Regions from separate parts of the Homo sapiens genome. Here region 1 is linked to region 2. A link is a loop called in an ENCODE intact Hi-C map of the cell type or tissue named here. Cell type or tissue: CD4-positive, alpha-beta T cell. All regions are shown on one strand. Each heading gives the region's core, and the rest is flanking DNA. Links, peaks and the distances in the headings are about the cores only.

What was found. A loop is a pair of places that touch in the nucleus more often than their neighbours do. Peaks named below come from ENCODE experiments on the same cell type or tissue, not always from the same donor. Only the 100,000 strongest peaks of a DNase experiment are listed, where the experiment ranks them.
Region 1: it touches region 2 in a loop (3-fold over the local background); 8 of 110 quality-filtered maps call a loop at or near these places.

Annotation. Positions count from the first base shown.
Region 1 is chr14:37,979,567-37,990,185 of GRCh38, reverse strand. No RefSeq gene overlaps it. Among named protein-coding and RNA genes, the nearest start is that of LINC00517, 83 kb to the right of the region's middle. In CD4-positive, alpha-beta T cell, for the core only: CTCF peaks have their summits at 3,958 and 4,159 (motif pointing left); a DNase peak (open chromatin) is centred at 4,125.
Region 2 is chr14:38,141,522-38,152,140 of GRCh38, reverse strand. No RefSeq gene overlaps it. Among named protein-coding and RNA genes, the nearest start is that of SSTR1, 61 kb to the left of the region's middle. In CD4-positive, alpha-beta T cell, for the core only: no CTCF peak of the experiment used is centred there; no DNase peak of the experiment used is centred there.

The sequences.
Region 1 (10,619 bases), core at 3,160-5,659, 160 kb after region 2:
TTGTGAGGATTGGCATTATTTTGTATGAAATATTTGATAAAATTAAACAGTGAAGCCTCCAGGCCTGGGGTTTTCTTTGTGGAAGGATTTTTAATTAATAATTCAATTTCTTTACTTGTTATTCAGATTTTCTGTTTCTTCTTGAGTTAATATTTTTCCATTTCCTCTACAAAAGACATTAAGTGCTCATAGCTTAAAGGCTTTTCTCTGATAATACACATGTACATTACTCCTCCTGTAAGTTAGCATGTATGACCATCTGGAGTCAGTTGTGTTACTGATTTTTATTTGTAATTATTTAATTTGATAAAATATTATATACACTTCTTGAATAGGATAATAAAAAGAAAAACATTGCTTATAGGAAAACTAAGTTTGAAATGCCTTGGAAAGACATGATAAAAGCAAACCACTTAAAAAAATTGAAAAACTGTTGTAAAACATGCGGATGGGAAATTGCAACGATCTGGAGTGATCTTGAACTCAGATTGCCTCACAAGTGTTTTTAAGTCCTTATTCCAAAAGAATATCACAAAGAATGCACCATTGTTATGGTTTATGCAAGAAGGACAAACTCTTTTAGTATATCCTTATTCAAAGAAAAGCCCATGCTTTTTGGCAAATACTTGTACATTGATATATTTTAAATTAAAATAAAACAGATGTATGTCCTTAACTTCACTTGATAATTTACCAAAAGACTTAAGAGATATTCAGAATGAGATGGGTTATCACATAAATATCTGCAAGTGTTGTTGTGTTGATATATAGGAAAAATCTGAAAAGAATAACAGTATCAAACAGTCAATAAATTCGTTGGTTTAATCAAATAATGAAGCAACTTAGGTGAAGTTTGTCGATATAAATCAGCTTTGAGAATGAGGGAATGTGTAACTTACATCCCAGGGACTCACTTGGAGGAATAGATTTGAGGTCCTCACGAGCATAGTCAATATAAAAAGAATTCTACCTCTATTCAAAAAAACACCTGGGTTCCTACAGCTGCAGACTTCACAGTACTCCCAAATCTTTGACAAATATGAACCTCATTTGGCTGAGAAGATAACCCCAAGTTTACCTGGGAAAGAAATTCTAAATTCTTGAGGTGATAAAACTATCTGTTGGGAATAAGTGACTTTAAACTGAGGAAATTTATAATTAAGATTAGAGGTATTGAAGTTAATTATACTCGTAATAATTGTGTATAGTTCATTTTTTTATTGAGAAAATTTGATGCATAGTTTCCATCTTGCACATTTTAGTTTTAAAAATGTATCAGTCTGATTTTTAATATAAACATATAAAAATTTTTAAGTTCATAAATACTACTGTAGTATTGTGAGAACTCAAAATTTACTATATTTATACTTTATTCCATTAGACAATGAGAGTTATTTAAATACTTGAAGAATTTTGTCAAAATCATTTTTTTCTTCTTCAAGATGGGGTCTTCCCAGGCTGGAGTGCAGTGGCGCGATCACGACTCACTGCAACCTTGACTTCCCAGGCTCAAGCAATCCTCCTAACCACAGCCTCCTGAGTAGCTGAGACCACAGTCATGCACCACCATGCCTGGCTAATTTTTTTTTTTTTTTTTTTTTGGAGAGATGGAGGCCTTCCTATGTTGCCCAGGCTGATCTTAAACTCCTGGGTTCAAGCAATCCTCCTGCCTTGGCCTCCCAGACTGCTAGGATTACAGGCATGCACCACTGTGCCCAGCCTCAAAATTCTTAAAAGGAATTTATTAATGATATTTTTAAATGCTTAGGATAATTGTAATGTATAAGTTAGGTCTAAGAAGTTATAAAGCTTTTCTTAGAAGTAATTGTTGACATTTCCTACATTTATATGTAAAGTCAGAATATTTTAAGCTAAATGGAAACTTTTAAGAAAAAAACTATTATGGATAGTTATTACTTTAATGAGTCAAAGATTAATTTTAAAATCCAGTATAACTCTAAATAATATTTATTTTGTGTGAAAGTTGTCCTCAAGGACATCAAAAGAATCTAATTAAATATATTTGTCATTTATCATGATTCTTCCACACCCATGGACTTCTTAGATTAACCTACCAATTCTGATTATAGTAAGTAGGTTTCATACACCATCTAATTATCATGAGCCATTGAGTCAGCCAAGAAGCCAAAGTGGGGAGCTGTTTGATTCATATGTCTTCATCTGTATGGGTGTATGAAGGCATGATGTATAGAAATTATAAAGGGTTATAGAGTCAGATGGTCTGGGTTTGAAATTGGCTGTACCACACACTGCATGTTAGACTTCTGGCAAATTACTTAACCTCTCTGTAAATATTCAGTTTCATCACCTGTAAAACCTCTACCTACCTCGTAAGGTAATTGTGAGGTTTATATAATGCAACAGATTTTAAGTATTTAGAACAGCACCTGACACAAAATTGAGTGTTCAATAAATGTTGGCTGTTGCTATTATTTATCGTTATTAATTTTTAAAAATGGCTTATAAGCATCAATTTCACTCAGATGTTCTCAAGAGGATTTAAGTCATTATTTGCCAAATTTTACCATGAAGTCTTCTATTTGGGAGACTCCTACATATATACACCTTTCTGTATTTCAATTGCCATGACTTTCCAGTAGCCTCAAGGATGACTTTGCCTGAAGAAAAATATCAGTTAAAGAAAAGCATTTGGCATTAATCTCTGGCTTCAGGCTGAAACCCTAAGGCTCCATAAATCCTCTTATTTCAACCACTTGGAACACTAACAGTTAACAGACTTGAAGTCTTGCTGTTTTTTGACATTTCTTTCAAAACAAAAAACAACTTTAATGATTTTGCTGAAATTGTAGGTGATTCTATCTCTTTAATTATTTGAGGCTTGAATATGAGGACTAATCTGGAGAATGGGAAGTACAGTCATCCCTAATATCCATGGGGGATTGGTTCCACGACCTCCCTCAGATACCAAAATCTGTAGACGTTCAAGTCCCTGATATAAAATGGCATAGTATTTCAATATAACCTACGTACATTCTCTCATATACTTTAAATCATCTCTAGATTATTTATAATACCTAGTACAATGTAAATGTTATGTAAATAGTTATACTGTATTGTTTAGGAAATAATAACAAGAAAAAAATCCATACATGTTCAGTATGATGCATATTTTTCTCAAATATTTTCAGCCCGTGGTTAGGTAAACACACAAATGCAGAACACATGGATATGAAGGGCTGACTGTATTTATTTATTTATTTATTTATTTATTTATTTATTTATTTATTTTGAGATGGAGTCGCTCTGTCGCCCAAGCTGGAGTGCAGTAGCGCGATCTCAGCTCACTGCAACCTCCACCTCCCGGGTTCAAGTGATTCTCCTGCCTCAGAGGCCTCCCAAGTAGCTGGGACTACAGGTGCCTGCCACCATGCCTGGCTAATATTTTATATTTTTAGTAGAGACAGGGTTTCACCGTATTAGCCAGGATGGAGGGCTGACTGTATTTCTAATTGCTTCTTTCGATCAGCATAGAAGCAATTACTTTTATAGCACTTACATGCCAGGCAGTGTCCTTCGTGCATTAATTTTTTATATATTCTTCAGAGCTGTCGATTTAGAGGTACTAATATTAGGCTACTAAGGCTTCATTCACTTGTTAGAACATTTTCCCCTCAGCAAGTATGTCAAGCAAAGTACTTCAAAGAATATAGAGTCAATAAAATTCCACAAAGCAAATCTGTGTAGTAGGATGATGAGAGAAAGAGTACATGAAGCAGTCAGCCTGGTGATCATTTGTAGCTAGTTAAGAGACCACAGCTGAAAAACAGACCTTTCTTTTATCACCAAATTGCATGATGTCTAAGTGGTCACTGTAACTCAGATCCAATCTGACATAATGACATTAGGCTGAACTCACACATGCTCTATCAGTTCAGAGGAACTGTTTCTCATCTATTCTTCCCTCTGCCCTCTGGGGAAAAGGCATACAGGAAATATTGTGTTGGCAACTAAAAAAAATGCTCTGTTTTTCTAAAGATTGAAGGTATTAATTTAGCCAATGCATGGTTAGCATCTAGCTGGTCATGTGTATTATTGAGAATGTGAGTGACTTCAAAAGCGAAAAAAGGATAAACTGTCACAAGTTCAGTGCCCCCTGGTGGAGCATGATGGGAAGCACCTTTTCCTTCTGTCCCTAAAAAGTGCCTAAGACCATGCAAGGTGTATTTTAAATGTTCATTTCTCCACTGGCTTCATCTTGCCTTTCCTATTTTCTACTTTCCTTTGGCAAAATTTTTTAAACTTTTTTTTTGAGACAGGGTCTCACTCTGTCTCCCAGGCTTGAATGCAGAGGCGTGATCACAGTTGACTGAATCCTCAACCTCCTGGGCTCAAGTGAGCCTCCCACTTCAGCCTCCCAAGTAGATGGGACTACAGGCATGCACCACCACACCTGGCTAATTTTTTTTAATTTTTATTTTTGTAGAGATGAGGTCTCACTCCGTTGCCCAGTCTAGTCTCAAACTCCTGGGCTCAAAAGATTCTCCTGCTTCGGCCTCCCAAAGTGCTGGGATTACAGGCATGAGCCACCATGCCCGGCCTACCTTTTCATGTTTACAGTTATTTTATCTTTTTGAATTTTTGTAAACAAACTTAATTCTTTCTGGACTAGCAAAATATTACTAATAAACAAGGCTAATAGCCTGTGGGGTGCCAGCTCTGCCACCTAGATTGTGTATGGCTAGCATCCATTCTCTTGGTTCTGAATTAGTCAGTGCCTGGGTCATACCAGTAGTTAAATGTTATTCATATTTTCCCTTAATATGAATATACATATGTATGTATGCTTGCACATCAAGCCAACCTGTGCTTTTAAAATTCTTTGTTCCTTAAAATTCTCAAAGACTAAAGAATGCAAAAGAAATCATCCCAAAATTGAAAATATATATCCTAGATATATTCAAACAAATATATCATACATAGTACCCACTTTTAATGGCCTGTAACTAACAGCTGTGATTTTAGGTCCTCAACAAAGGAATGAAGACTATTAAGGGCAGTGTCACTTCCAAAACCTCTACAGTCACACAAAGTCAGAGTTGCTCGAAAGACGAAGACTGCATCTCTGAGAATGACTGTGCCTCATGACAACCTCAGGCCCAGGCACACTCAGAATTTGTAGATGGAATTTTCCCACATCTTTAAAAAGAATTCAAGGCCAGGAGCAGTGTCTCACACCTGTAATCCCAGCACTTTGGGAGGCCGAGGCAGGTGGATCACCTGAGGTCAGGAGTTCAAGCCCAGCCTGGCCAACATGGTGAAACCCCATCTCTGTTAAAAATACAAAAATTACCCAGGCGTGGTGGCATGTGCCTGTAATGCCAACTACTCAGGAGGCTGAGCCAGGAGAATTGCTTGAACCTGGGAGGCAGAGATTGCAGTGAGCTGAGATCTCACCACGGCAATCTAGCCTGGGCAACAGAGCGAGACTCTGTCTCAATAACTAACTAACTAAATAAATAAATAAATAAATTCAGCTTTATTGAAGTACAACTGACAAATAGAAATTGTGTATATTCAAGGTGGACAACATGATGTTTTGATATACATATAACTTATGAAATGATTTCGACAATCAAACTAATTAACATACCATCACCTCACATGGTTACCTTTATTTTTTGTGGTGAGAATACTTAAGATCTACTCTCTAGATCTACTCTCTTAGTATGTTTCAGGTATGCAATACAATATTATTAAATATGGTCACTCTACTGTATATTTATTGATCTTAGTTGATCTATATTTATTGGTCTATAATTTATTGATCTTGCAACTAGAAGTTTATACCATTTGACCCATATCTCCCTATTTCCCCACCCCTCAACCCTGAGTAACCACCATTCTACTCTGTTTCCATGAGTTGGCTTTTTTTAGATTCCAAATATCAGTGAGATTATGCAGTATTTGTCTTTCTGTGCCTGGCTTCTTCCACTTAGTATAACATCCTTCAGGTTTATCCATGTTGTCACAAATAGCAGAATTTCTTTATTTTTTTAGGCTGAACATCATTCCAGGGTTTATGATGTGTATAGTCGTGTGTGTGTGTGTGTGTGTGTGTGTGTGTGTGTGTGTGTGTTGCATTTTCTTTATCCACTCATCATCCATATCTTGGTTACTATAAATAATGCTTCAGTGAACATGAAAGTGCAGATAGATAGAAAGTTCTTTGACATACTGATTTCATTTCCTTTGATAGATACTCAGAAGTGGGATTGCTGAATCATATGTTAGTTCTATTTCTAATTTTTTAAGGAGATTTCATAGTGTTTTCCTTAGTGAATGTAACAATTAATATTCCCAGCAACAATGTATTCTTTTTCTCTACACCCTCACTAGCACTTTTTTGGCTTTTGGATAATAGCCATCCTAGCAGGTATAGGTAGTTCATTGTGGTTTTGATTTGTATTTTCCTGATGGTTAGTGATGTGAAGCACCTTTTCATATACTGTTGGTTATTTGTATGTCTTCACTGGGAAAATGTTCATTTAGGTCCTTTGCCCATTTTTAAAATCCAGTTATTTGTTTTTTTACTATTGAACTCACTAGTATGAACTCCTTATATGTTTTGAATTTAAATCCTCATCAGATATATGGTTTCAAACATTTTCCCATTCTGTGAGTTGCTTTTTCACTTTGTTGATTGTTTCCTTTGATCTTCTTGCTTGATTATACTTAAAGAGTTGTAACACTGTACAGTCAGGGTTGATTTGCAGAAGACAGAAACCACTTTCAGAAGAACATTCTTTAAAACCATATTTGAATGCTTACAATATCACTGGTAGAGTTAGAGGAGTAGGTCTAGGTTGGGTTTAGAATGATTCTCATAAAACCACTTCAGAACTGACCTTCAAGGGGAATTGTTTCCCTTGATACAATCAAGAAGCAGGGCAATTAGGAAGCTGCCACTGGAAATTTGACTTTAGGAACCAACTTAGCTACACTCTAAGCCCTACTTCTCAATGGCTATAAAACTAGTAATTAGTCGTAAGAATTCTACCTAAGAAAACTTAGTGCTTCCTAAGCACTTTATTTTCCAAAAGTATAGAAAAAATATTGAAATGTGGCCTCTAATTTCATGCAAGTGCATTTGATTGGTCTAATCTAATCATAGCTGGAACCTTAAATCAAGAGAGTCAAGGAAATGAAAATTTTAGCATTCTAATATATTTTACCAGGCAGGAATGCATATTAGAAGAGCATTTTTCAACTCCTACATTGCAAATTACTTGAATTTCATAAAATCAATTTATTTAATGAGCCATGAAATCAATTGATTTTTAAGGAAATAGAATAGAATGGATCATTGTATCCTACATAGCAAAGGAGGATTGTTTTGTAAAGCTTTTTATTTCAGGTGTGCGTGTGTCTGTGTGTAACTAGATTATGAAATGAAATGATCATATAGGCCACATGGACTAAGGCCAAAATATTTTGCTATCCACTGCGCTGCACTAGATGGAGGTTAGAATGGATTTTGAACACCAATCCACCAATATTCATCATAAACCCCGTGAAGATGAATTTATATTCAAACTAACTATATCCATTTTCTATGACTGCTGGAATGTTGGAGCAACACAACTTTGCTATCTTACAGTTCTGTAATTAAGAAGTCCAAAATGGGTCTCACTAGGCTGAACTGCAAATGTTGTTAAGGCTGCACTTCTTCAAGTGCCTCTAGGGGGAATCCATTTTTTTCCCTTTCCATGTTTTAAGGCTGCCCTTGTTCATTGGCTCATAGTCCTCTTCTTCCATCTTCAAAGCCAGCAACTTCGGGCCAGGTCTTTCTCGGATTGCCATATCTCTGTTCTTTTCTACCTCTGATCTTCCCCTTTTAAGAATCCTTGTAATTACCTGGGGTCTACGTGGATAATCCTAGATAATCTCCCTATTTTAAAGTCAGCTGATTAGCAACCTTAACTCTATGTCATGTAGCCTAAAATATTCACAGGTCCCAGGAATTAGGACACAAATATCTTTTGGAGTAAGAGACATTATTCCATGTACCAACTAACCAAACCAAATTAAGGCACAGGGAAACATTCAATATGTACTATAAACTAGGGAGGAAAGGGGATACTGATCCTCCAGTCCAGATCACTCTTGTTATTGCTGCTTCCAGAGCAAAGTTAGATAAGAAAAAGGCATTATTTCCTACAAGAAAATGCATAAAAATATATATAATTTCATTTGTCTGCTTTTTTAAAAAATTTAGGTTCAGGGGTACATGTGAAGGTTTGCTACATAGGTAAACTTGTGTCATGGCGGTTTGTTGTACAGATTATTTTAGCACCCAGATATTAAGCCAAGTACCCAATAGTTATCTTTTCTTCCCCTCTTCCTCTTCCCACCCTACACCCTCGAGTAGACCTACTGGGGGAACCCGCCCCCAGTATTTCAACGTAGGTTCTATTTTCCATAAGTGTCAGCCAGCTGAGAAATAAAGAGAGACAGTATAAAGAGAGGAATTTAAAAGCTGGGCCGCCAGGGATGACATCACATATCAGTAGGACCATGATGCCCACCTGAGTCTCAGACCAGCAGGTTTTTATTAAAGGTTTCAAAAGGGGAGGGGGTGTAAGAACAGAGTAGTAGGTACAAAGATCACATGCTTCAATGAGCAAAAAGAAGAACCACTGATAAGGGTTCAAGAAAGACGACAGGGCACAGGGCAGAAGCAGAACCACTGATAAGGGTCTTTGTTCAGTGGTGCATGTATTGTCTTGGTAAACATCTTAAACAACAGAAAACAGGGTTCGAGAACAGAGAACCAGTCTGACCACAAATTTACCAGGGCTGAGTTTTCCCAATCCTAGTAAGCCTGAGGGTTCTGCAAGAGACCAGGGCTTATCTCAGTCCTTATCTCAACTGCACAAGACAGACATTCCCAGAGTGGCCGTTTATAGACCTCCCCCCAGGAACGCATTCTTTTCTCAGGGTATTAATCTTAATATTCCTTGCTAGGAAAAGAATTTAGCGATATGTTTCCTACTTGCATGTCTGTTTATAGGCTCTCTGCAAGAAGAAAAATATGGCTCTTTTTGCCCAACCTTGTAGGCAGTCAGACCTTATGGCTGTCTTCCCTTATTCCATAAAAATCGCTATTATTCTGTTCTTTTTCAAGGTGCACTGATTTCATATTGTTCAAACACACATGTTTTACAATCAATTTGTACAGTTAATACAATTATCAACAGTGGTCCTGAGGTGAAGTATATCCTCAGTTTACGAAGATAACAGGAGTAAGAGATTAAAGACAGGCATAAGAAATTATAGAAGTATTATTTGAGAACTGATAAATGTCCATTTTAAGATGAAATCTTCACAGTTTATGTTCCTCTGCCACAGCTCCAGCTGCTCCCTCCATTTGGGGTCCCTGACTTCCTGTAACATAGACCCCAGTGTCTGTTGTTCTCTTCTTTGCATGCATAAGTTCTCATCATTTAGCTCCCACTTCTAAGTAAGAACATGCAATATTTGGTTTTCTGTTCCTGCATTAGCTTGCTAAGGATAAGAGCATCCAGCTCCATCTATGCTCCTGCAAAAGACATGCCTTGTTCTTTTTTATGGCTGCATAGTATTCCATTGTGTGTATGTACTGCATTTGCTTTATCCACTCTGTCATTGATGGATAAGACAGAATGAGAGAAAAATATTTGCAAACTATGCATCTGACAAAAGTTTAATATCCACTGTCTATAAGGAACTTAAACAAATTTACAAGAGAAAAATAACCTCATTAAAAAGTGGGCAGAGGATATGAACAGATATTTTTCAAAAGAAAACATTCATGCAGCTAACAAGCATATGAAAAAAAGCTCCATATCACTGATCATTAGAGAAATGCAAATCAAAACCACAATAAGATACCATCTCACGCCAGTCAGAATGACTATTATTAAAAAGTCAAAAAATAATAGATACTGGGGAGGTTGTGGAGAAAAGGAAACACATACACTGTTGGTGGGAGTGTAAATTAGTTCAACCATTGTGGAAAGCAGTGTGGCAATTCCTCAAAGAGCTAAAAGCAGAACTACCATTCAGCCCAGCAATCCTATTATTGGGTATATACCCAGAGGAATATAAATTACTCTACCATAAAGACACATGCACATGAATGTTCATTGTAGTCTCCTCATTTTCAGGAGCTTTCTGTTTGTTCCCTACTATGAACAACACTGAAAATAGCTAGTTATCTTTTGTATCTCTTCCTCTTCCTCTCCCCTAACATCAAATTTTAAGTAACATTTTACTTTATTACCAATAAGCCCACCAGAGAGTTTATATTATATTTTATAAATGTGCCCCATTCCTCTCCTGCCATTTTTCAGAGTCATTTTTATCTACAGTGTCAGAACACAGTTGTCATGTACTATACTGTTTCCCTTACATCTGTCATTTAGCCTCAGTTTTACAAGTAAATGTATATTCAGTGCTCATAGATAAATAGTCAATACTTTGTAGTCACTTTTGTTGTTTGAAGATTTCTCAGGAAGGAATGTTAGAAACAATATCCTCTTGAGCATGTTCATAAGAGCACCTTTATGCTTGACAGTCAGTTTGACAGGATATAAAAC
Region 2 (10,619 bases), core at 3,616-6,115:
AGGAGCCCAAGAGGATGTTTATTACAAATGGCAGTGTAGTGGGGGACAAGGAGAGAATGAGATTTGGAAGGGCATACATGCACCCCTTGTGAAGGGCTCCGTTTCTTATTCTTGGATGGAGAGCACACAGGTGATCTCTTTAGTAAATTATATACCATGCATAGTTAATATGCCTCCGTAAATAGAAAAGATACATTTTTTTTTCTAATTTAGAGTTTCTCATTTCCTGGAGGTTTTGAAAAATAAGTAAGCAAGCCATTTAATTAATAAAAGGCAATTAAATGGCTTGGACTTTGGGGGAGGAGGGTCAAGGCTTGGTTATGAGCTTACATGTATGACTTTGATGGTCTCTTTAGTCCCGGAAATTATTTGCAAGTAACTCATTTGTATTAATGCTTAGGTTTGTTCCATAGAGACATATTTTCTTAGTTGCTTAACTAAGTCAATTAGTGTTTTTAAATAGCCAGGGAAGTCATAGGATGCAAAATTTGAAAGAGTATTTAAGAGGTATGACTAGAACCCAGTTTTTCCGACATTTTACCATTGTTTTTTAACATACGACAAACATATTTTCTGGGAATGATTTCCAGCTTGATTAGAGGATGTGTGTGCATGAGTATATGTATGTATAAATATACTTTTATAATGTATATATTCATGAGTTATTTGAGGGCTGTAAATTTCTCACCTTTGTGTCCATAGAATCTAGCAAAGTATCTAATACTAAGAAATAAACATGACTTTTGAATGATTCCAATTAACATATGTATGTTTTTCACTCACGCAATTATATGTGAGTGTAAGTATATGTGTATGTAGGTACATACACACACATTTGTATAGACACACAAATACATATAGGAAAATCTCTGTGTATACATATTTTTATTTACATACATACACACACACACACACACACACATAACAATGAAAACATACAAATATAATAGTAACATTCTTTTGAGAACTTACTACATGGCACAGATTTTGTTAAGTGTTTTACTTGCATTGATTTCCCTAGGCAAAGGACACTAAAGGGCAGGTACTGTTATTGTCTCATTCTATATAAGTGAGGAAATTGAGATGGAGCCAACACGTAAACCCAGTCAGTTCACTCCAGAGCAATGTTCTTGATCGCCACAATGTACTAAAATGATTTAATATAACAATGAATGCCGAAGTATAATGTAATTCAAATAAATTCAATTTGCTAAACATGTATTACATGCCACTATTGGTCAAGTACTGGTTTTGGTTCTAGGACTACAAAAATAAACAGAGAAAAGTCTTTTCCTGAGATTGGCTGCCATATATTATTTTAGAGACTTAAGCCCTGCTCCTCTCCCAAACCCCATTACTGTACATCTTGGTTAGAGTACCTCACCACTCCATTTTAGGGATAAGCATTTGGTAAAGTTCTATCCAACCCCAATATCCACTCTCCTAGAACTAGTAACTGGTACAGAAGTGAGCATGTACAACAGTGGGACCAAAGTTGTTCTTTGGAGTTGATATATGGATGCTAGCAGAAAGAAGTTGAAAGTTCCCTCTCCCTTGGACCATTAAAAACAGAGGGGCAGGCGTTGAGGAGTTTGGAGACTTGTAAATTAAAGACTATCAGCAGTCAGTTTCCCCAGAAAATTCTCATTTTTAACCAAAAAGGGTAAAGGATAAGGTCAGCACACAAGGGGAAGCAGCACTAAGAGCTGGAGAGAGGGAGAAAGAAGCCCACAATGTAGTTTAGCCTTGGGATTCGGCCAAGTTTAAGGACCCTGACGTTCTAGGTAAGCGAGTTAATAAATTGTATTTTCTGCTGGAACTTGAAATCATCTTGTTTCTATTACAAAAATAAACCTGAAGAGGGCATCTGCCACTTTGTTCAAGCAGCCAAGTCAGAAGAGCAAATTAGAATGTATTCTGGTTATATATAACTAATTTATTAAAGCAAGTATTTATTCTGTCATCAAAACTGCACAAGATAAGTATCAATCATGTTCTAGCAAAATTCAGATAATTCACCTTTCCTCTGTTGCCCTTATATAGAACAAGACTGTGATTTACAGAGTAGTGAAGGAAACAATGTTCCCACTATTTCCATAAGAGAAAAGGGAATGTTGGGGTAGAGTTGGAAAGTAGGAGCTGGGGTTAGTGGTGAGCATGTGGAATAGAAATTGTCTACATTTAGGAAAATGGTAACTAGGCAAAGTTCAAGCAATTTGGCACAATACATTGCACTGATTTTTTTCCAAAACCCAGTAACTCTAAATAGAACACCAAAACTAAAACATAAGAAATTCAATCAGGCAGTTGGCATGTGAAATATTTTCAGAAGAAATAGTTTAACTCAGACTTTAGTCCCCTAGAGAAGAAAATGTTCAAAAAACTGAATAGAATCCCATTTCCAAAGGTTTAGGGGTGTCATGTGGGCCTTTGGCTTTCAGCTCCTACTTCATACTTTATGTACACTATACTTCCTCATAAATAATAGTGAGGACAACAATCCAATATATCTTAGGAAACAAAGCTCATCTTACTTATGATTGCAAAACTGTCCTCAGCAAAATATATATAGAACAACGATTTTTTTCACCCTTATGACTTGTTGATTGGGAGGTATATAACAACTATAAGTACCTACCTTTTTCCAGTTGGACTTCTTTTTAAAGTCACTTGAGCAAAAAAAGACCTCTGGAAAGATTAAGATCTGAGTAGCAAAGCAGATATTCAGAGACTAGAACCAAAACAATGACCTGTTTACCAGACCTGGAGCACAAAATCAGAGCCAAGATTAACAAAGGTGAGTTGATGCAAGGACCCAGTGAATTAGTTTCCTATTGCTTCTGTAACAAATCACAGATCTAGTAGCTTAAAACAACACAAATGTATTATCTTACAGTTCTGGGGGTCAGAAGTTCTAAAATTAAGGTGTTGGCAGGGCTGCATTCTTCCTGTAGTAAATAGAGGATTTCCATTCCCTTGCATTTTCCAGCTTCTATCAGGACCCATGTGATTCCATTGGGTCCACTTGGATAATCCAGAATAACCTTCCAAACTCATGATCCTTAATCACAATGTCAAAGTTCCTTTTGCCATGTAAGGTAACATATTCATGGGTTTTGGAGATTAAGACTTAGACACCATGTGAGCGGGGGTACAGTTTTCTGTCTATCACACCCAGGTTTATGGCTGCATTCCTAAAACCTGTCCAACTAAAGCCAGGAATTCTTTGTGGATGAAAAGAGTCAAACTCTGTAAAATATTTGAAGAGATTTATTCTGAGCCAAATATGAGTGACCAATGAATGAATGGCTTGTAACACAGCCGCAGGAGATCCTGAGAACATGTGCCTAAGGTGATCAGGTTGCAACTTGGTTTTATACATTTTAGGGAGACATAAGACATCAATCAATACATGGAAGATGTACGTTGGTTCAGTCTGGAAAGGTGAGACAACTGGAAGCAAGGGACTTCCAGGTCATAGGTGGACTCAGACATTTTCTGGTTAGCAATTGGCTGAAAGAGGTATTATCTGAAGACCTGGTATCCATAGAAAGAAATGTCTGGGTTAAGCTAAGGGATTGTGGAGACCAAGGGTTTATCTGAAGATGAAGCCTCCAGGCAGCAGGCTTCAGAGGCTTATCAGACCTAAAAAGGTGCCAGACTCTTAGTTAATTCTTTCCTGGATCACGGAAAAGTCCTGGAAAGGAAAAGGGACTCTCCACAGAATGTGCATTTTCCCCACAAGAGACCATTTTGCAGAGCCATTTCAAAATATGTCAAATAAATATATTTTGGGTAAAATACTTTGATTTCATTCAGGGCCTGCTATCTGTCATGTGATGCTATACTGGAGTCAGGCTGAAATTTGGTGGATTATTGCTACAAAAAGTCTGTTTGGTTAGTCTTAAGATTTCTGTGTTAATGTTAATGTTGGTCAGTTGTGCCTGAATTCCAAAGAGAAGAGAGTATAATGAGGCATGTCCAACCCCTGCCTTCCCATCATGGCCTGAACTAGATTTTCAGGTTTACTTTGGAATGCCCTTGGTTGAGATGGGGGTCCATCAGTCAGTTGGGGGCTTCGAATTTTATTTTTGGTTTACATGTCTTAGGGATGAATGTGGGCCTGAGCTGGCATGGAGAAGTCAAACCACCTGCGTTAGGGACAAAAAAGAAGTAGGGGTTGGAGATCAAACAAAACTAAACAAGTTTAGCTCCAAATGATAAACTGCTTTTAGCCTCCTGCCACCCCCAAATGGGTGATTGTATAGAGTTCTGCCATATTAACTTTTTAAATAAAATCATATGAAGTCATTTTTACTCTCTGGCCAATATATACCAACATTCAGTTTATGGTGTACTAGGACTTTGGACTTTGGAAACATCTAGACTTGATTTTGAGTCCTGCTTCTTATATTTAGAACTTTGCCACCTTGAGAGGTACATACACTCTCTCAATTTCTATTCCTTCATTTGTAAAATGGCAATAATCATTTCTGCCCAATAGGATTGTTTTGAGGATTAAATGTAATAATTTTATGAAACTGTTTACTTAGCACACCGCCCAGCATGTAACAGGCTTATCATTTCAGCCTTTCTTCCTTTGAAGTAAATTTGCCTTCTGGTTGTTTTGGCAAGAGGTTGCATTTTAGAAACCATCTAAATTATGGTTGTTAGACAAGCAGCTCCATTTTTCTTTTTTCCTGTAAAGGTCTTTCTTTCCTTCAAAGTGAGAAAACTTGTAAATTTCTATTTATTTGAACTTTTCTTTCACTTCTGCAAAGAATTCTTGACTCCAAAATTATTGGTGCAGCTCATGAGATAAACATAACTAGTTTGAGCACAGTGTATTTGAATACAATATTATGCTTTTTTTTTTTTTTTTTTTACAAAAATCAATTTCTAGCATTCAAATTGGTGGAATGACAGAACTGGATGACTATAATGACATTGGTTCACTTTTATAACAAGTTTCCAGTTTTTCAAAGAATCCCTTGGGAAACATATTGACTACTTTCCTGTAGCCCACTAGTTCGACTGGCATAAATGCCTCTCACGTCCTCAGTGATCAGGGAAATCTCTTGTTTCCAAAAGCCTTTTGTGTTATGTCCTTGCTTGAACAAACTGAAGCTTCTTCGTGTGGAAAACACATTGTAATGTTCACAGTAAAGCTCTCAGAAACTTCCTTAAGATTTTAATCTTAAAGAAAAGCATATTGGTTTTAGCAACTTGACAACTGATGCTTTAAAAATAAAATTATTTTTAAATTTATTGACTGTCTTAGTCAATAATGGATAGCTGACTAAAGTCCATTTTAGGTTCAGAGTTCACAGCCATCAATAAATATTGTTGCAGAATTATAAAGCCTCTTACGGGGATCTATTGCTATTTATTGTAATATAAATAAGAACTATCAAGTTTAGGGCACTGATGCTCATTCTATTAGATTTTGAATGCCATGTTATCCAAGTGTCTGCATTCTGCCCCCAACGACTCTTCAAGCAAAGTACCAACGTAATTCTCTACAAAATGATCAGTGTTTGATGTCTGAATGAACTGTTGCTTTTCTGAAATGAGTGCATCTCTGCATTGCTTACCGAAATGATAAGAACATTACTATATATTGAAAACTACTCCTTTGATTTGAGAAAATCAGCTATGCAATTTCTTTTGCTAGATCATTTTCCCGGATCTTTAAAATTATCAAATGTAGTTCAGTTGAGAGGCAAGTAATAATCCTTTGTGGAAACCCAACATAATAGAAGATTACACAGCATCTAAAAAATTTCCAAATGTGTTCTTTGTTGAGACAGATGGTGAAACTATTCAATGTAAGTGGCAATGCTTCCGTTTGTAATATTTAAGCATCTGAACAGTGATTGATGGAGCTTCTTTAGTAATACAATCATTTCATCAAAAGTCTCATTTTTCACAATCAAAAATACCTTCTCCATATTGTTTCACTGCAAAATAATAAAATGAAAGTTTCACAGAATGTGAATCCTAAGAAGAGTAATTTAGAACATCAAAATTTTCAGTGAGCCCCAAAGCAACCATTTGAGGTCTGCTCAAGTTTTGTTGTGGAGGTTGGATTCAATTGTTTGCCAAGACTATTTGAAAATGAATTTATACTGCCAGCTGCTATCCAGCTTTTATTGCCAAATAACGCACATTACATTATTATAACTAAAAAGTGATATAAATAACTTCTCCCTTTCTCCTATAGCCTACCCAATAGGGAGCTACCTAAGAGGAATGAGTTAAAACAAGAAGTTAAAGGAATAAAGGAGCACAAGATGATGACTGTGTGAAATTCAGCATGCTGAATAAAATAATATGCAGTTCAGAGAACTTGTCTATATTTTTCGTGGACATCCCAAAGTCACTTCACATTTAACCTTTGCAAAACCGAACTTCTAACATTCCCCCAAGTGTGCTTCCTCCTATCTTCCCAGTCTCAATTTTGCCATCTACCCAGTCACCAAAGTCAGAAACCTGGCAGCTCTCTCAGTTCTTTTTTTTTTTTTTTTTTTTGGCATCACTCTTAACATTAAATCAAGTATGAAGTCTTGTTGAGTATATCTGTTAAATGCCTCTGCAATTCAACCACGTCTCTATCCCTGCTACCACGAACCTGATCCAGGTCACCATTTCTCCCTGGATCACTGCCATAGCCTCCCTATTGGTCTTTCAGCATCCAATCTGCTCTTGAAATACTTTCATCTCCATGCAGCCTGTGTTATGTTACCATATCTAGTCATGTCACCGCTTGCTTAAAACTCTTTAATGAATCTCATTGCCATTAACATGGCTCACATGACTCACAAACCTCTTTGCAAGTTTACTCCTGTTACCTGTGCAGCTCCATCTCTTACTGTTTGACCACTCCTGGTTCATGTTCCAACCATGAGGAACTTCTTTCAGCTCTCTAAACATATCCTGCTCTCTCATCTCTAATAAAAACCATATCGTGTGTATTATTCCTTCATGAGACCCCCTCATGTAGTTAACTTCTGCCAATCCTTAGGTCTCAGTTTTTTCCTCTAGAAAGCCTTCCAGGTAACTTCTCCTTCTCCAGGTCCTTATAGCACTCTATATATTTTTTCACTATCCGTCATGCTCCCTTAAAATTGTTTGCTTTTTTTTCTGCCTCTATCACCAGACTATTAAGCCTCGTGAAGGCAGGGATTTACATTTCCTTGTTTACTCTTGTATCCTAGTGCAGTGCAGGTCTATGATGTAGACCTAAGTATTAGTTAACTGACTGAGTAGCCAACTGAGGAACCAACCTAGCCCATGGAAGTAGTTTACAGGACGGGTGAAGGCACATTCCTGAAAAGTCAGGAGGCAGTGAAAGGGCCCTGAGATACATGCAAGACAGAATAGGATACTGAAAGGAATGGTGGTGGGTTTTCAAAGAGTAGAGCACAACTACTACAAAACTTAAGTCAGAAGCTCCATGGATATAGATAAGTAAAAATAAGGAAGAGAATCTTCAAGTTGATTAGAATTAGAAAAAATTAGGAAATATCTGAGCTTAGTAAGCAACCAATCTGCATAGTTGACCCAGTTCTTTTACTGAGGGTAGAACTTAAGTGTGGTTTTATACTGACACCCATCAGATACATAAATTTTGGCTCTGGGTGAGCTCTTCTTCTATCTTAGAAAGAGCTTTGTAACTTTTTTATATATGTTCATGAATTATACAAGAAAAACCTGAGGATGGGCCTGAGAATGCTGTAGGTCATTTTGGCACACTGGCTTTGCATCCCCAAGGAGGAAAAATGTCAGCCTGTGAACTGTTTTCACAAATATGCAGGAAAACACATCATTGTGGGACCTGGCATGGCCACAACTTGGCATATATACAGTCAGGAATGAAACAAATGATACAGTGCCTGGAGATACTATTTCTTGTGTGTTGGAGATCTTAAAGAGCTGAAAGCTCCTACAGACACATTTTTGTGTTCTCTTATCCAACATCAAATATAACTCCAAGGTTTGAAGAGCAGAAGATAGTAGTTTATTCATCCTCTCAGGAACTCCCCAGGGGAGGAAATTAACAGGGAGGCAGATTTCAGTGTAACATATGGAGATTTTTACCACCCTCAGAGCTGTCTAAAGTGAGAGTAAACTAACAGCTTTACAAATACTGAAATTCGTTTCACTTTCAGCAGGAAAAGGAGAAACTAGATCCTAGTCTTCAGCAGTGATTTGGGATGGAGGGGAAGTGATGACCTCTAAGTTCTATTCTGATTATAAAATTGTATGATGTAATTTTTTCTTGGTGACTCAGAGGAACGTGATGTGTGTGAATTATTGTGGTTCCCAGAGATGCAATGAGGTCCTTACGGTTTGTGAGGTGAATTCAGCTGTATTTTCCTATCTTACGTTGCTCCAGACAGCAGTGCTTTCGCTGTTAATTTGTATTCTTTTCCCTCCATTCTATCCATGTCCCCGCCCAGGCTGGTCAGCTAATACACTACATATTATCCACCCTCATCTCAACAGAATCCTTGGGAACAGGAAGCAAATTTACTTTTGGTACACAAAACAGTGCTTTGACCTAAGAATTCCATCAGTGTGACTCTCAATGAAAATTTGGGGAATAAATTATGAGTGACTTTTGGGACAGAATGCTACTCTTTATTTATCAGAGCTTAGAAAAAATCTCTGCCCCGTGCATTCACCCACATAGCCATATAGACTCCTTTGCGCATCTCTGAGAATAACACTTAGTGCTAGATTCTTCCTGTAGTTTGAAATGTCGACTGTCTCTTTCCTGTCTTCCAAATGCTTACTCATCTGTTTAGCTCCCATTAAAATATCTGCTCTGGAATGCTTTCCTCGGGCATAATTAACTATTCCTGTGTGTTCTTACAATTGAAAACATACTTCTATTATTCAAATTTAATATTTTATCATAACTATTTGTTCCCATTTGTTTCCTCATTTAACTCAGAGCTTCTTATGGACAGAGTAGCCCACCTTCATGAGCCCACCTCCATTATATGCAATGCCCAGCATATAATGGGTGCTCAGTAGACATTGGGTGGCTGGGTAACTGAGTGAGGTAAATTGTGTGTCTCCCTCTGATGAAGAAAAGCACATGGCTTTAAGGCATTTATCTCAGGCGGCATTTTTACCCACTTTCTAATTCCCATCTTTGCTCTAGACCTAAAAATCTGACATCCAAATTAGTGGGTCATGTATTACTACAGTGAGGTTTGTTGGTGGTACATACACACAAACAAACAGATACACACACACATCCTCAAACATCCCTATAAATTTTAAATCTTTTTATATTTTGACAGATTTTGAGAAAACCATTTGTTATCACTTTAAGAATCATACCTTTAAAAGATTAATGTATTGTAATGAAGCCAATTTTCTTATTAGATTTAAACTGGCCACAGAATTATATAAGGTACAGTCCACTAGAGAGCTTCAGGCTCTAACTTTGAAAGGACATGCAGCTACAGGAGAAATGTGTCCACAGTTTAATAATCACTAATATATAAATACATTAGATGTGGACCACCACATGCACTGCAATCAGGGATGCAAACACTGTCTCTTCTCATCTGTCATCAAATCATTTACAATTTTATGCCCAAAGAACAGTTTAAGTCTCAGTTATTGAAAAACAATTATTAGTTTAATTAAGTCTGTACATCTTTCCTATGAAAAGAAAATTACAAAAGCTGAACTTGGAGCCTAAACCTTAAAAAAATAGTTCAATTAATTAATTACATCAACTATCACATAATAAATACGACTGTATCATATTATGCCATTTTTCTGCCTTACTGATTCACTGCTAGGAATTCATGAGATAGGTTTTGGCACCTAAAATAGTGTTGGCCATTATTTCACAAGTAAGAGGAGCAGGTAGATAGTTTTCTGCCATCCTCACATCCATCCTGGCTTATCTCTGCATCCCCTCTGTAGTTTTCTGGGCCAAGAGAGTTTTGCCCCAGGGATTATGTCTTACTATTTAAGGACACCAGTGGCTGAAAGATGACTCCATGTCACTTAAGCCAATGGAAGAATTTGATGGGCGAAAATATCAAATCAAAAATCTCATTTTACCTCATTTACATAAGCTACTCATTCCTAATCATGAATTTATAGTAGCATAAGACATTCCCAATTATGTCAGGGAACAGCTTTCAAAACAAAAGCCATTAAAATTCAATGTCTTTTTTTAAATTGAACTTTTAGAGCACTATTTAGATAAGGGAATGGTGGCTTTTGAATGAAGATAATACAACTCTAAAGATATATACTATACTTGTACAGCAACAATAAATTTCATTTAAGTAAAAGATAGGTGTGTTTTTATTTTAACCTATTGGTCTTAAATAGATGCTCCACATTATGACTAACTTTTTCACTTAGGATTTTTAAAACTAGGTTATAAATTGCTTTTTTGAGTAATTTCAAGGCACTTGAAAAGATAAAATACCTTATAGGTTATACGTAGTCTTTAACTTGTTAACATTTTGGCAAATTCGTAAATTGACTGATTGAAGCTCAGAATGAACTTTTCCCGAGTAGATAATGTTTTACATAGGGTTGGTCCACAGGTGGGCCCACAGAAACATATTTAAACTTTA